Regions from separate parts of the Homo sapiens genome. Here all the other regions are linked to region 1. A link is a contact called in ENCODE Hi-C or POLR2A ChIA-PET data. All regions are on one chromosome and are shown on one strand. The core of a region is the stretch at or near the end of the contact, and the rest is flanking DNA. Distances in the headings are between cores, read along the strand shown.

What was found. Hi-C counts contacts between places; a loop is a spot of excess contacts on that map. ChIA-PET counts read pairs that join two places held with the same protein, here RNA polymerase II (POLR2A). Pooled maps may share reads with other maps.
Region 2: a loop to region 1 is called in a map of CD8-positive, alpha-beta T cell, with 15 times the contacts of the local background. The contact joins the promoter of ACBD5 here to the promoter of OTUD1 in region 1. A Hi-C loop is called at or near these places in 3 of 168 maps with a recorded cell type or tissue (B cell and CD8-positive, alpha-beta T cell) and 10 of 50 pooled maps.
Region 3: a loop to region 1 is called in a pooled map, with 20 times the contacts of the local background. The contact joins the promoter of MASTL here to the promoter of OTUD1 in region 1. A Hi-C loop is called at or near these places in 1 of 37 single-sample maps with no recorded cell type and 7 of 50 pooled maps. POLR2A ChIA-PET finds 5 or more read pairs at or near these places in 1 of 52 experiments (OCI-LY7).
Region 4: a pooled map shows a loop between it and region 1 (5-fold over the local background). The contact joins the enhancer-like site here to the promoter of OTUD1 in region 1. A Hi-C loop is called at or near these places in 1 of 168 maps with a recorded cell type or tissue (B cell) and 6 of 50 pooled maps. POLR2A ChIA-PET finds 5 or more read pairs at or near these places in 1 of 52 experiments (activated naive CD4-positive, alpha-beta T cell).
Region 5: a loop to region 1 is called in a map with no recorded cell type, with 6 times the contacts of the local background. The contact joins the enhancer-like site here to the promoter of OTUD1 in region 1. A Hi-C loop is called at or near these places in 1 of 37 single-sample maps with no recorded cell type and 6 of 50 pooled maps. POLR2A ChIA-PET finds 5 or more read pairs at or near these places in 1 of 52 experiments (T-cell).

Annotation. Positions count from the first base shown.
Region 1 is chr10:23,437,634-23,440,514 of GRCh38, forward strand. It overlaps OTUD1 (OTU deubiquitinase 1), which reads left to right and starts at 1,442. Exons shown (of 1, transcript NM_001145373.3): 1 at 1,442-2,881. The coding sequence starts at 1,825. RefSeq lists silencers at 1,171-1,760, 1,811-2,150, 2,291-2,660.
Region 2 is chr10:27,239,184-27,242,064 of GRCh38, forward strand. ACBD5 (acyl-CoA binding domain containing 5) reads right to left here and starts at 1,614. Exons shown (of 13, transcript NM_145698.5): 1 at 1,491-1,614; 2 at 1,136-1,301. The coding sequence starts at 1,505. RefSeq lists enhancers at 666-1,168, 1,126-1,385, 2,836-2,881 and a silencer at 1,506-1,615.
Region 3 is chr10:27,153,972-27,156,852 of GRCh38, forward strand. It overlaps MASTL (microtubule associated serine/threonine kinase like), which reads left to right and starts at 1,381. Exons shown (of 12, transcript NM_001172303.3): 1 at 1,381-1,641. The coding sequence starts at 1,456. It overlaps YME1L1 (YME1 like 1 ATPase), which reads right to left and starts at 413. Exons shown (of 19, transcript NM_014263.4): 1 at 207-413. The coding sequence starts at 239. RefSeq lists enhancers at 1,143-1,202, 1,823-2,072 and silencers at 1,263-1,472, 1,270-1,468.
Region 4 is chr10:26,485,594-26,488,474 of GRCh38, forward strand. The region is part of intron 2 of APBB1IP (amyloid beta precursor protein binding family B member 1 interacting protein); the gene reads left to right. Among named protein-coding and RNA genes, the nearest start is that of APBB1IP, 49 kb to the left of the region's middle. RefSeq lists an enhancer at 1,630-1,679. Within about 2 kb of position 1,523, at least 13 of the 41 ENCODE cell types and tissues checked have a DNase peak (open chromatin) inside an H3K27ac peak, as active enhancers do; they include B cell, where a contact is called at or near this core.
Region 5 is chr10:26,455,849-26,458,729 of GRCh38, forward strand. The region is part of intron 2 of APBB1IP (amyloid beta precursor protein binding family B member 1 interacting protein); the gene reads left to right. Among named protein-coding and RNA genes, the nearest start is that of APBB1IP, 19 kb to the left of the region's middle. Within about 2 kb of position 1,348, at least 3 of the 41 ENCODE cell types and tissues checked have a DNase peak (open chromatin) inside an H3K27ac peak, as active enhancers do.

The DNA of each region.
Region 1 (2,881 bases), core at 192-2,691:
ACAACCTCTGGGTTCAATTCGAATGTTTAGGCCCTGTTAATTTAGCATTTGATCACAGCTCAGAATATAGCAAAAGTCTCCCACTACCTCTGGCTTTCCCTTACAAAGGCGGGTATTACAAAAAGACTCGGTAGAAGTATTTTCTATAGTCTATCTTGCCCCGGAATGCAGGTCACGACTTTCTCCACCGCTTTTGACCTCTGGCTAGCATTCACACCTATTCTCAAAGGGCCCTAAGTGATACTGCATTTGGTATTCTGAGAAAGCTTGTTTATAAAAGCCTAAAAGGCTTCCTTGCTTTCCCCCAAGCCAGATATTTGCCAAATGGCATAGGTCAGAGGTGCAAAGTTGGTTTTGTCTTAGCAAGGCAAGAGAATCCACTAGCGGACTCACCCTTACCGGTGAGTCCAAGGAAATGCATAGAAAAGACACAGTGGTAAAACTAGCTGGGCACCTGTAATCCCTGCCCAAGGCAAGGCTGAGGAAGGGGGATCACTTGGGCCCTGGAGGTCGAGGTCGCAGTGGGACATGATGGCGCCACTGCACTCAGCCTGGAAGGCAGAGCAAGACCTTGCCTCAAAAAGAAAAAGAAAAAAAAAAAAAGGAAAAGACGCGGCGGTTCCACGAGTGGTGGCTAGGACCCATAATCCCAACACTTTAGGAGGTCGAGGCGGGAAACAGCTTGAGGCCAGTAGTTCGACACCAGACTGGGCAACTGTGGTGAGACCCTCGCCTTAAAAAAAAAGAAAGAAAGAAAGAAAGAAAATTAGCCGGGTGCGGTGGTGCACACCTGTGGTTTCCAGTTACTCTGGAGGTTGAGGCGGGAGGATCGCTTGAGCCCGGGAAGTCAAGGCTGCAGTGAGCTATGGACTGCGCCACTACACTCTAGCTTCGGAGACAGGTAAGACCCCCATCTCTAAAAAGATAAAAGAAAAGAGGCAGTAGTGAATGCAAGCAGGGATGGTAGCCCATGACCAGCAGAGGCCAAACAGACTTTAAGGCAGCATTCCGTTCTCCACACCCATGCCGGAAGCTTTCCTGCCACGCAAGCTTTCCGAGCATGCTAACTCGCCCCAAGCAGCTCCCATCCCGCAGCATCCACTGCAGCCGCTGAGGAGAGTGGCGCAGCGCAGAAACCAGTGCCCAGTGCCCAGGTGGGGGAAGCGGTCCGTGGGAGTCACGTGGGCGGGAGGCCCAGCCAGGATCCCAGGACTGCTCAGGCCTCCGCGCCCCCGGCCTCGCCCCGCCCGCGCGCGCTCGCGCGCCGAGGGCCACGCCCGTGACGTCGGCGGAGCGCGGTAGGGGGCGGGGCGCGGGCCGGAGTGGGCGGGGCGAGCAGGCGCGACTGAATCGGGCGCCGCAAAGAGCCGCGCATTCCAGTGAGTCCACGTGACGCGGCCGCGAGGCCTGAGGTAAACAACCGCGGCCCCGCCTCCCGGGCCTCCGCGCGCACCGCGCTCCTCCTCGCCGGCGGGACGCGCTCCAACGGGGCGGGCGGCTTCCTCCGTGAGTCCCCAGCGGCCGCCGCGGGCCGAAGCAGCTGCAGCGGGCGCGGCGCCCCGGGTCTGCGGGCCGAGCGCACCGGCAGGGGTCGAGCTCGCGTCCCGTCCCCGCCCCCCTGCGCTGTGGCGCAGCAGGAATTTGGCCGGGACCCGGGCGCTATTCGCGGCTGCTGACTCGCGGCGGCCGGCTGCCTTTCGCTCATCTCTATTCTGGGGCCGTTGGGTCACCGCGCTCCGCCGGCCCCCTCCCCCGGGCCCGGAGGGTGTGTCCCCCGCTCCGGGGCTCGCCGCGCCTATAAGGGGCCGAGCGGCGGGCAGGGACATGCAGCTCTACAGCAGCGTCTGCACCCACTACCCCGCCGGGGCCCCGGGTCCCACGGCCGCCGCCCCCGCGCCACCCGCCGCCGCTACCCCCTTCAAGGTCTCGCTGCAGCCCCCGGGAGCCGCCGGCGCCGCGCCCGAGCCCGAGACCGGTGAGTGCCAGCCCGCCGCGGCCGCCGAGCACCGGGAAGCCGCCGCTGTCCCCGCCGCCAAGATGCCCGCCTTCTCCTCCTGCTTCGAGGTGGTGTCCGGGGCCGCCGCGCCCGCCTCCGCCGCCGCCGGCCCGCCCGGCGCGTCCTGCAAGCCGCCGCTGCCGCCGCACTACACGTCCACCGCACAGATCACCGTGCGGGCCCTGGGCGCCGACAGGCTCCTGCTGCACGGGCCCGATCCCGTTCCCGGCGCCGCGGGCTCCGCCGCTGCCCCGCGCGGCCGCTGCCTCCTGCTCGCCCCGGCGCCCGCAGCCCCGGTCCCGCCGCGGCGGGGCTCCTCGGCCTGGCTCCTGGAGGAGCTGCTGCGGCCCGACTGCCCCGAGCCCGCGGGCTTGGACGCGACACGGGAGGGGCCCGATCGGAACTTCCGACTGAGCGAGCACCGCCAGGCCCTGGCCGCCGCCAAGCACCGAGGCCCCGCGGCGACCCCGGGGAGCCCCGATCCCGGCCCCGGTCCGTGGGGCGAAGAGCACTTGGCGGAGAGGGGCCCCAGGGGCTGGGAGAGGGGCGGCGATCGCTGCGACGCGCCCGGTGGGGACGCGGCGCGGAGGCCCGACCCAGAGGCCGAGGCACCCCCCGCCGGGAGCATCGAGGCCGCCCCGAGTAGTGCGGCGGAGCCGGTGATCGTCTCCAGGTCGGATCCCAGAGACGAGAAGCTGGCCCTATACCTGGCCGAGGTGGAGAAGCAGGACAAGTATCTGCGGCAGAGGAATAAGTACCGATTCCACATCATTCCAGACGGCAACTGCCTCTACCGAGCTGTCAGCAAGACGGTGTATGGGGACCAGAGCCTGCACCGGGAGTTGAGGGAGCAGACGGTGCACTACATCGCCGACCATCTCGACC
Region 2 (2,881 bases), core at 364-2,863, 3.8 Mb after region 1:
CGGAACTCCATCTCTAAAGAAATAAATATGTTTATTGTGAAATATAATTCATATAATGTAGAAAGATATGAATTGAAAAGTACGTCTTGCTTCTAAGACTCTGCATTTAGAACAGAGAAAAATATTTAATGGCCAAAAACTTCACATTGGTCTATGACATAAAATTACAAATTCAAAAAGCTCTGCAAATCGTGAACAGGGTTAATATGAAGAAAAACCACATCTACTAGTCAAATTGCTGAAAACCGAAGATAGAAAAGAAATCTAAAAAGCAGCCAGAGAAATAGCACATTAAATACAAGAAGGAGATCAGCCACTGGAATGACTTTTTTCTCACCAGCTGCAAAGAAGGTCCAATATGAGTATAAAAAAGAACATTATACAATGGAATAGCAAATAAAAAGGTAGAAAATATATATTTATTAAAATAGAAATTACTTCACAATTGACTATAGTTATTCTTTCTTTTCTGTCCCTTCATATCAAAAGTTTTCAAAACGCTTAAGCTGGTAGACCCTATGAGTGTGTGGCATTAGGCATCCCCAGCCTAGATTTTTGTTTGTTTGTTTGTTTGTTTGTTTGAGATGGAGTCTGGCTCTGTCGCCCAGGCTGGAGTGCAGTGGCACGATATCGGGTCACTGCAACCTCTGCCTCCCGGGTTCAAGCAATTTCCCTGTCTCAGCCTCCCGAGTAGCTGGGACTACAGGCGCACGCCACGAAGCCTGGCTAATTTTCGTATTTTTTAGTAGAGACGGGGTTTCACCATATTGGTCAGGCTGGTCTTGAACTCCTGACCTCAGGTGATCCATCCACCTCGGCCTCCCAAAGTGTTGGGATTACAGGCTTGAGCCACCGCGCCCGGCCCGGATTTATTTTTTAACACACCCAAATCCGCAGTCATTAAGTGACAAGACTTTTGTTTTCAACAATATGAAGTACTTAAAATCTGGATATTAGATTTTTCTCCGGTTTGGAAGATCAAAAGGTAATTAATTCATATTCAATAGCTCCCCTTCCACTACATGGCTCCTACACAGAAAAAAAGGCTAAATAAACAACACTAGAACCAGAAAGTGAAAGGGGGCTTTGGGGCTCTCTGCAGGAGGCGTCTACAGCCGGGGCCCAGCGCACGTACCATTCTTCGGCAAACTCTGGATCACCTTCACGGCCGCCTCAAACCTAGTCTCGTGCACGGATCTCGTGTCCGCCATCTCCAGCTGCCAGTGTTGGCCCCGGTCCCAAGGTCTGTCGGCGGGAATCAGGCAGCAGCAGCACCAGCTTTCCCAAGAGCCTGCATGAAACTGGAACATGGAGCGCAGCCGCGGATCAACATGCCCCAAAAGGAGGAGGCCCGGGAGCGAAGCGGGTCAGTTCCCCTTTGCCCTGCCCTATCCAGGCCACACAGATCGAAGCGGCCCGGCTCCTTCCTCCTCCCCCGGGGCGTGACTAAGGCCACGAATCCGGCCCGCGACGACAGCAAAACAACTCACCGAGAGGAAGAGCATGTCTAGCAGAAGACAGAGGGGGTCCGGGCATCGGTGGCCGCGGAGCCGCTCTCCCACCCTGGGGACCCTGGCGGAGCAGCCACACCCCCCATTCCGCCGGAGTCCGTCTGTCAGTCCGTGCCCTCCCCACAGCCCCGCCCCAGAGTCACCGGAGGACCCACTGGCGCCGCCGCCGCCGCAGCAGCAGTGCAGCAAACCCCACCCACCCGACCCGCCGCCGCGGCAAGGACGCGCGCGGTCCGTCTGTCCCCAGAGGAGGGTCCGGGAAGCGGGGAAAGGGGGCCACAGTCCCGGCTTGGTGCGGGGAGCACACTGTGCGCGCTTTTGTTCAGAAGGGGGAAACCGAGGCCGGACCGATGTGTCCGCTCTGGCAGCCGGGTGGACGAAGTGCGCGCTGGGGATGCGCGGTTGGGTTCTGCACCTGGGCCCAAAGCTGCACGCGACGGCACCGCTGGGCAACAAAAATGACTCTGCGGTCCCCAGCGCCTGCACTCTCCTAAGTTAAGGTTTGAGGAAGTTAAATGGGGCCTAAGCAAAGGGCTTTAAGTCGGGACAGGTTCTGTGAGAAACTCCAGTTCTGCCATTTAAATTATGTGACCTAGGGCAAGTCACTTAGCCTTTCCAGTGGCAATCGTGACACCCACTCTAAAGGGTAGATGGAGAAAAGCATTGGGGACCTTGGATGGAGGTGCTCAGCAGTCCCTGGCCCGCAGGTCTTCGACAGTTTTCGCTGCCCTGAGCCAAGAACGTCCGAGGAGCAGCCGAAGGAGAGAGGAGGTCGCCGGCTCCTAAACTGGGCTGGGACGGAGGGCAACTTCCCCTACACTACCCTTTCCACCCAGCCCCAGGGAGCCAGGCACCTCCAGCGGGATTTAATAGGAGACTGGGCATGGGGACGGCCGGGCACAGTGGCTCACGCCTGTAATCTCGATACTTTGAGAGGTCGAGTGGGGAGGATTGCTTGAGGCCAGGAGTTCAAGACGAGCCTGGCAACATGGCGATACCCTGGCTCTATTTAAGAAACCAATAATTAAAAAAAAAAATAAAAATAGGATACTGGGCGTAGAGGGCGGGGCCAATGAGGAGTCTTTACGGGTCGTCAACCCTAGAAAGGGGGTGCCCTGGGCCTTCAACTTACTAGCGCAACCCCCTGCGTCCTTAGGCATTTGGGAAGTGCCCCAGGCCGAACGTTGGTGGTGGGACTGACTAGGTTGTGGGGGGTGGAGTCCTGTAGCCCGGAAATCCCAAAGTCTCCCGGATGGAAGAGTCGTTTTTGTCAGTTAGGGGGATGGGTTAGGAGGGTTACTAGGAAAAATCTAGGCGCAGATCGTAAGTTACTCTTCCCTCTGAGCCGCGGCGCCGGCATTTACCTTGGT
Region 3 (2,881 bases), core at 131-2,630, 3.7 Mb after region 1:
TGCCCTCAACAGCTTCATCGTCAGCACTGAAGTCTCCGGCCCACTCTCAGCGTCGTCCCCTGATCCACTCCTCAATCCTGGGATTCGCATTGAGTACATCACTTCATTTCTAGAGTCCCTTCTGAGAAATCGCTTCCACGAGCGCAATTTGCAAACAGCCACGGGCAGGGCGGGAGGAAAAAAAATGGGCTGAATGCCTGGCTTACCTGGGGTTGCACCGTGCTCGACAAGGAAAACATCTCCGGCGGGCCCTCAGCGACCTCACCCGCCTGCCGAAACTGTGCCCCTCTGTCCACGGCCCGGCGGGGAGGCGCTGAGCCCTTCTTTTTTCCTTTTTCTCCGACCCGTTGCCCCTCACTCCTCCCAGAAACGGAAAATGGCCTCCCCTTCCTACAGCTACTGCAACGACAGACAATCCGCCCCGGAAGGCGAGGCGCTAACTCAACAGTACTTCCGGGGCAAGTGAGCGCCCACAAGGCCAAGTGCCTGCGCGTTCTTTCCCGCGGAAGTAGTTGACATTTACAAGGAGCAGCGCCCCCAAAGGTCTTTAGCTGTTTTTTAAGGGGAGAACAGCCTTTACCCTCTTTGGACTTTTTCTTCGTTTTTTTTTTTTTTGGAGACGGAGTTTCGTTCTTTCGCCCAGGCTGGCGTACAGTGGCGCGATCTCGGCTCACTGCAACCTCTGCTCCCCGGGTTCAAGCGATTCTCCTGCCTCAGCCTCCCGAGTAGCTGGGATTACAGGTGCCCGCCACCACGCCCGGCTGATTTCCTCTTAAGACTTTCTACAGCTTCCTTATGAAATCTTCTGACTGGGCCTTGAGCAATAAGGTCTTTTGCTACAATTTAGTGCTCTTTTCCTCACACTAAATCGAAAACTCTCCCTGTTGGTCCTGATCTGTTTCAGTCAGGCAAATTACATCCTGGGAAAACGTCAGATGACAGGGGAGGCCACTCGCTTCCTGCTCATCCAGTTTCGACACTTTCTGTGCTTTCATTAGCTTCCAGACCTCAGCCCTGGCCCTCGCTTTACTGTACAGTCAGAACTGGTTTCTACGCCTCGCGAGGGTGGGAGGTCGTGTATGGGAGGAGGACCGCTTCCCACCAGCCTCGTTGGGAAGCCAGGAGAAATCTCTTCAAATCCTGCGATTCAGAGTCAAGTCCCAGTCGTCCTTTTTCTGGTCGGCCCAGAACTGTTTGTGCCTCCTCCCTCATGAGGAATGATGTCAGTGGGGCCGCGGTCGCCGCCCACGAAGAGTGTAAGGCTGCGAAGTCGGGGCTTTCCCGACGCCCCCTCCGTCCGCGTCTGCGTAGGGGAGGTGACGAGGGCGGGGCGCGGCGGCGGGGTGACGTCACGGCCGCGCGCGGCGTGGGCGGAGCCTCACTTTGAACCCAGTTGGCGGGAGTGGCTGCTCGCGGAGGGGCAGTGTCTGCGGGGCCGCTGTATGCTGTCCAGCGATGGATCCCACCGCGGGAAGCAAGAAGGAGCCTGGAGGAGGCGCGGCGACTGAGGAGGGCGTGAATAGGATCGCAGTGCCAAAACCGCCCTCCATTGAGGAATTCAGCATAGTGAAGCCCATTAGCCGGGGCGCCTTCGGGAAAGTGTATCTGGGGCAGAAAGGCGGCAAATTGTATGCAGTAAAGGTAGGAAGTCAACGAGTAGCAAGGAAGGGGTTAGGCCCTTCGGCCCTCCTTCCTGCCCCACCGGCTTGGGCAGGCCCCGGGGTTGCTGGAGCGAGGAGTCTGGGTGGCCTGGCTTGCTGAAGCCTCCAGAGCCCTGCGAGCTGACTTCTTTTTGGGGCGACATCAGCGGTCGGGTCGGGTGTCTCGCCTCTGTTCCGCCCTTCCCTCCATATCTCAGATGCCCAGTGAGAACAGCAAAGTTTGACTCTCTTCTCCCTGCCCAGCGTTAGCAAATGAGGAAACTGAGGCCAAAGGCAAAGGGACTTGACCGAGGTGATTACATCGGTCTTAGTACAACAGGCACTTAAAGCCAAAGCCGTGATTCGTAGTCTCACCCTGGCTTGAGTTAGGTTTCTTTTTTATTTTTTTTTGAGGCGGAGTCTTGCTCTGTTTCCCAGGCTGGAGTGCAGTGGCGCAATCTCGACTCACTGCAAGCTCCGCCCCCCGGGTTCACGCCATTCCCCTGCCTCGGCCTCCCGACGAGCTGGGACTACAAGCGCCCGTCACCACGCCCGGCTGATTTTTTGTATTTTTAGTAGAGACGGGGTTTCTTTAGTAGAGACGGGGTTTCACCGTGTTAGCCAGGATGGTCTCGATTCCCTGACCTCGTATTCCGCCCGCCTCGGCCTCCCAAAGTGCTGGGATTACTGGCGTGAGCCACCGCGCCCGGCGAGTTAGGTTTCTAAATCCAAAAGGTTTTTAGTAATTAGTGGTTTTGTTTACCTTGTTTGCTTTGACGTGCAGAATCGTCGAAATTTTTCTACCACAGAAGAGTGATTAATCTGTAGGCACTGATAACTTTTTAAGTTTTATTCTTAACCAGAAGAAAGATTACTATTTTCTGAGAAGTCTTTAATAATTTTTTTTTAAGACAGTCTTTCTCTGTCGCCCAGGCTGGAGTGCTGTGGTGCAGTCTCGGCTCCCTGCAGCCTCTGCCTCCTGGGTTCAAGCGATTCTCCTGTCTCAGCCTCCCGAGTAGCTGGGATTACAGGCGCGCGCCACCATGCCTGGCTGATTTGTGTAGTTTTTTTTTTAGCCGAGATTGAATTTAGCCAGGTTGTTTTGGTTATGTTGGCCAGGCTGGTCTGGAGCTCCTGACCTCAGGTGACCCGCCCACATCGGCCTCCCAGAGTGCTGGGATTACAGGTGTGAGCCACCGCGCCCTGCCCTGCTATGAATTTTTTTTTTTTTTTTTTTGAGA
Region 4 (2,881 bases), core at 273-2,772, 3.0 Mb after region 1:
TGCTAAGTATTTTTGGCTATTTTGTTTAGATGTCACAACAAGCCTAAGAATTAGGCATTATTGTTTTCCTTATTTTATAGACAAGGAAACTGAAGTCCAAGGAGATTAAATACCATGTCAAGTTGGTTGTTAAGGCCAGGATTTACTGACATGTTTACCAAGTGCAGTAGATAGCAAATCTCTGCTGGGAATGAAGATACCATTAAAGTGTTAGCATGACAGCTGGATTTTGAATGATCAGTAGGATTTTATGAAGGAGATATGCACAGAGGAGGATATTATTTAAAGGGAATAGCATATACAAAGACAAAAAGAGTTCTAAAAAGCCTGTTCAGAAAACATCAAGGGTCCTGAGGCCAGGCCTGGTGGCTCAAGCCTGTAATCCCAGCATTTTGGGAGGTGGAGGTGCGAGGATCACTTGAGCCCAGGAGTTTGAGACCTGCCTGGGCAACATAGCAAGACCCTGTCTCTGCTAAAAATAAAATAAAATAATGTAAAAAAATATAAATAAATTAAAAAATAAAAGGCCCCGAATGGGACAAATTAGGAAGGACTTTGAAAGACACGCTGAGTGCCTGAACGCTCTCCACTTCATCATAAGCAGCCAGGGAAGATTTTTAAACAGGAGAGTGACACATTCACATTTGTATTTGCAATTTGCAGCAACGGTGGTGGTGAATATTGATGGGGAGTCTGGAAGGCTGGAGGCTGGGTGAGCTGGTGAGGTGTCAACTGTGGCTTGATAGAGAGAATGAAGGCAAGGAGAAGCCTTCTACAGGAAAAGCCAACAGATTCCTCGACCGACTAGATGGAAAAATGGGAGGAGTAAGGGACTATGCCAAGGGTTCTAAGTCAGACTGATATGTGACTAATGGCCTTTTACCAAGTTAAGGCGCATGGGAAGAGAATGCATGAAGGGGAGTAGTGAGTCGGAGCTACTTAGAGGGAAATGCCTGGGGGATGTTGAGCTGGCTGTGTTTAGGCAAGCTACTCTGACCGATGCAATAAAGGCCGCCCTCATCCAGGTCCAAAATTCCAGATTCCATGGCTGGAATTGCTGATCTTCACGGCATCCCAAACTGCATGCAAACTGAGTTAAATGTGTGAGATTAACTCTGCCGTCGATATAAACATATGTCCTGTAAACCATATGCATCACAGTACTTAGGATAAATGTTTAAAAGACATAGTTTTGAAATGTATCCAGGTGGAAAAGAGAAACGATTTAAGGATTGAAAAACTGAAGCCTAGAAATATTAAGCATTAGGGAAAATTTCCTTGTCGTTCAAGGAATCTAAGGGAAAGTTTTAGCCTGGACAAGCGGCTTCAACCACCTCACCCCTCATCTATCCAATAATAACAATAATAATCACAAAATCTAGCTGATTTTGTAGTATTTCCATTTCTTTTTCATCAACAACTTGTGGTTCTTCCCAAGACATAAAATGAACTCAGAAGTGACATACTCACAAAAAGATTCTAACTCCACCCAGTCACGATGTGAGCATGGCTTGTTTGCAATGCATTGCTTCACTGTGATAACTCCACCCCAGCTCTTTCTGGCTGCTAACCCAAATAAGACTTTTAGCTGTCAGGGCTGGGTGTTTTTTTTTTTTTCCTCTCTCTCTCTCTCTCTCTTTTAATCTTTATTTTGACCTTTGGAAAATACCACACGTACATATAGGCACAGCCCTATTTTCTTACGCTTGTGTGTGTGTACACTGTATACATGTGTATAACTCTTGTCTGTCCATTTCAATAATAAGGTTTTCTTGCAGGGAGGTCAATTATGTAATATGACTGAATTTACAGATTAATAATTTTTGTTAACAAACTGCCCTGAAGTCAAATGTCTTTTTATCTTCACCGTGGGTGCAACTGTGATCCATTCACAAGCAAGTTTACTTATGACTGTACGTTTCAGCACAATTTTGATGTTGGCTCCACTTAATAACTCAGTAACAGACTCTGGGGGAAAGGAATGAAAGGGCAGGGGAAAGGGCAGGGGGAAAGATTTTCACCAGATGAATGCAGGGAGAGGTCACGAGAACGCGCTGTTGTTTTGAGTTATTTCCATCTTAGGTGGATGATTCACTGTGGCACGTCATTAACCTGTTATATAGCAGTGGTGTGCACAGCCTGAGAAACGAAGGCCTTTGGGTTCAGTGGGTTTTTCTGACTCATCGATGTCACATTTCCAGACTTTATTTTAGTGCTTTTCCAAATTTAAGGGTTCAGGAGAATGAATCAATGGCAAGATTCTTGTTACTCAAATTATATTTGATTCCTATAAGCTTATTGTAATGCTAGTTGGCAGTTTTGAGGTCAGCAAACAAATCTATATTTATTCTTATAAAATGGATTACTCTCATAAAAAAATCTGAAATGTGTTAACACCAATAATTACTCTTAATAATAATTCATCTGAAGGATTCCTTTATTTTCTCACACTATTGTACTCAGATAGAAAGCAATTCACATGAGCAGTTCTGGAATTTTATTGTTTTTTCCATTAATTTCCCCTTATTAAAATAATAACTTAAAAACCCATGACAAGATTTTTAATACCATATTAGTTGTTTTGGGAGACAATTTGTGAAACCATGGAGATAATATCTACTTAAATACTTTCTGCCATTTTGTAGGAATTTTTTTTTTTTTTGAGAGAGTCTCGCTGTGTCACCCAGGCTGGACTTTGGTGGCACCATCATAGTTCACTGCAGCCTCGACCTCCTGGGCTCAAGCCATCATCCCGTCTCAGCCTCCCAAGTATGTGGGACTACATGCACGTGCCCCCACACCTGGCTAATTTTTTAATTTTTTGTACAGAAGTTTCTCTATGTTGCCCAGGCTGGTTTCAAACTCCTGGCCTCAAGCAATC
Region 5 (2,881 bases), core at 98-2,597, 3.0 Mb after region 1:
GCAAGTGTTCATACCGGCATAATTTGTATTAGCTGAAAAAATGGAAACAACCCAAATGTCCATCAACTAATAAAAAGAAATGAAGTGTCAGCACATATTACATTTTGGATTGAACTTTGAACACATTAAGTGAAAGAAGCCAGACACAAAAGACCACATTAATGTATCATCCCATTGATAGGAAATGTCCAGAATAGGCAGCTTTATATAGAGAGGAAGTAGAATAATGATTGCTAAGGGATGGGGAGAGGAGGAGTGAACGGATACAGGGTTTCTTTTATAGGAGAAGAAAATGTTCTAAAATTAGATTGTGGTGATGGTTGCACAACCCTGTGAATATGCCAGAACCATTGAATTATACACTTTAAATAGGTGGATTGTTTCATTTCACCTGCATGCAAGGAGCTGCTCTATCCACGGGAAAATGGATGCACTAGGTGCAATTTGCACTCTGGGTTCAGTACATTAAGTGAAAGCCTTTGGTGTGCCTAGGAATTATAGGGAAAATAGCAGTGATAGCAGCGGAGTAGATTTTAGGAGAGAACAGGATGGATGTCTGAAAGATGAGGTTGGAGGGGTTGATGCGGGTTGGACTATGGAAAAATTTAAAAGCCACCTTATGGAGTTTATATTAAATCCTATGGACAGTAGAGAGCCACTGAAAAGTTTTGCTACTTGAAAGAATATGACAGAACTGGGTTTTAAGAAGAAAACTCTGGTGGCATTATAGAAGCTGATTTAAGAAGCAGAGACTGTGGCGAGCATCTGTATTCCCAGCTACTCAGGAGGCTGAGGTGGGAGGATGGCTTTTGTCCAGGAGGTTGAGACTGCGATGAGCCGTGATCATGCCACCGCACTCCAGCCTGGGTGACAGAGCAAGAACCTGTCTAAAAAAAAAAAAAAAAAAAAAGGAGAGACTGTTTGAGCCTGTGTAGGCATATGAAAAATAATTACAAAAGAAAAGAAGGAGAGATTGGAGATAGGAAGATGAAAAGTAAGCTGGGGGCAGAATCCTGATAAGATGTGGAAGACCTGTACTAGGATGGTAGCTGGGGAAAGTGTGGGACAAGTTCAAGGGCATTAGAAAGGCTAAACTGACCAGACAAACTGATCATATTTGGGACTTCCAGAATAGGTGATGCTTCTGAGAAGATTGGCTTAGTGAAGGTTATTGGGCTATAGGTCAAGATAAATGTAGGCTGGTTTTTTGGGTGTTTGTTTCTTTAGCAAGAGAGGGATACTATCTGAAAAGAGGAGTCCTTGTGTCCAAGTGGCTCCTTTTAGACACTCACAGCACAGGAGCTAGGCTGTGCTTGGTCATTGCAGATGTTCATAGCCATCAAGTCAGCCCACCTGTGTTTCTTCTCCGAGCCTTGTCTTCCCTTTCTCTGGTCTGCTTTTTCAAATTCTAATGTACGCTTCTTTTTCAGTTCCCCAATTTCTGGTAACTATCGCATTTGAATTTTTCTTTTTTAAGAGACAGGGTCTAACTCTGCTGCCAGGCTGGTCTTGAACTCTTGGCCTCAAGCAATCCTCCTGCCTCCGCCTTCCAAAGTGCCAGGATTACAGGTATCAGCCACTGTGCCTGGCCTCACCTTTGATTTTGGTATCCTTTACCCAGACATCCAGTCGCAGCCTCACTTCACTGCACTGTTCAACTCCTAACTCAGTATCTGATTTTCATCCAGGGTTTCTCTGTGCTGACTTTGTCCCCAGTTCCCAAGATAACATCTGGCTTAGATCTCCCTATACCAAAACCTATACTGGTAAGCCAGGGGACCTGGGAACAGGCTGAAGAGGAGGCTGGAAGGAGGCCATGTTGCATTTAAACCACCGGTAGGGCTGCCTGGTGGAAATGCTCTCTATGCAATGGGAAGTATAATTGCAGGGCTTAAAAATGAGGAGGGAGAGGAAGACACAGATAAGTATGAGTTTTCTGCTTCCCTCTGAAGCAATATCTATAGAGATTAGATAACAGGAATAAGTATAATACCAAACAAAGATCAGGGAAGATTTATCCTAAAGATAATCTGGATCATAGCTACAATGACTAAATTATTTGCTCTGAAAGGGTAAACTTGTTACCACCATTCCTTCAGAAAACACTTAAAGCTGGGTCTTTATTGGTATTTATGAAATCTGGATATTTTTATGGCCTGACTAATACCTTTGTCAAGCCCTTGGACAGCAGAGAAGTTGTATGGAGCCGAAAGTGCAAGGACTTAATGAATGATTTCTTGAAAGTATTACTGAAACTCTCTGGATGTGGTGTCTCATGCCTGTAATCTCCGCACTTTGGGAGGCCAAGGTCGGTGGATCACTTGAGGTCAGGAGTTTGAGACTAGCTGGACCAACACGGTGAAACCGCGTCTCTATTGAAAATATAAAAATTAGCTGAGCGAGGTGGCATGCACCCTTAGTCCCAGCTACTTGGAAGGCTGAGGTGGGAAAGTCGCTTGAACCTAGGAGGCGGAGGTTGCAGTGAGCCAAGATCTTGCCGTTGCACTCCAGCCTGGGTGACCAAGCAAGACTCTGTCGAAAGGAAGGAAGGAAGGTAGGAAAAGGGAAGGAAGGAAGGAAGGGAGGGAGGGATGGAGGGAGGGAGAGAGGGATTACTGAAAGTTTTTCTGGAAAGATCCATGAACACCTGACCAAAAAATTAACAAAGCTAATTTTCCAGTATCACTTTTTTCTCTCAGTGTCTACATCATAACAAACCTAAGTTGTATCTTAATACATTATTTGCCTTTTATATCAGAGCATCACTGGACCATTGTAAGGCAGTAGTAATAAGTTATTAATGATAAAATAGGTAACAAACAAAGACTATAATATGCTATCATCAAAAAATTAAGGCCATATTTCACTTCATGTTTTAGAT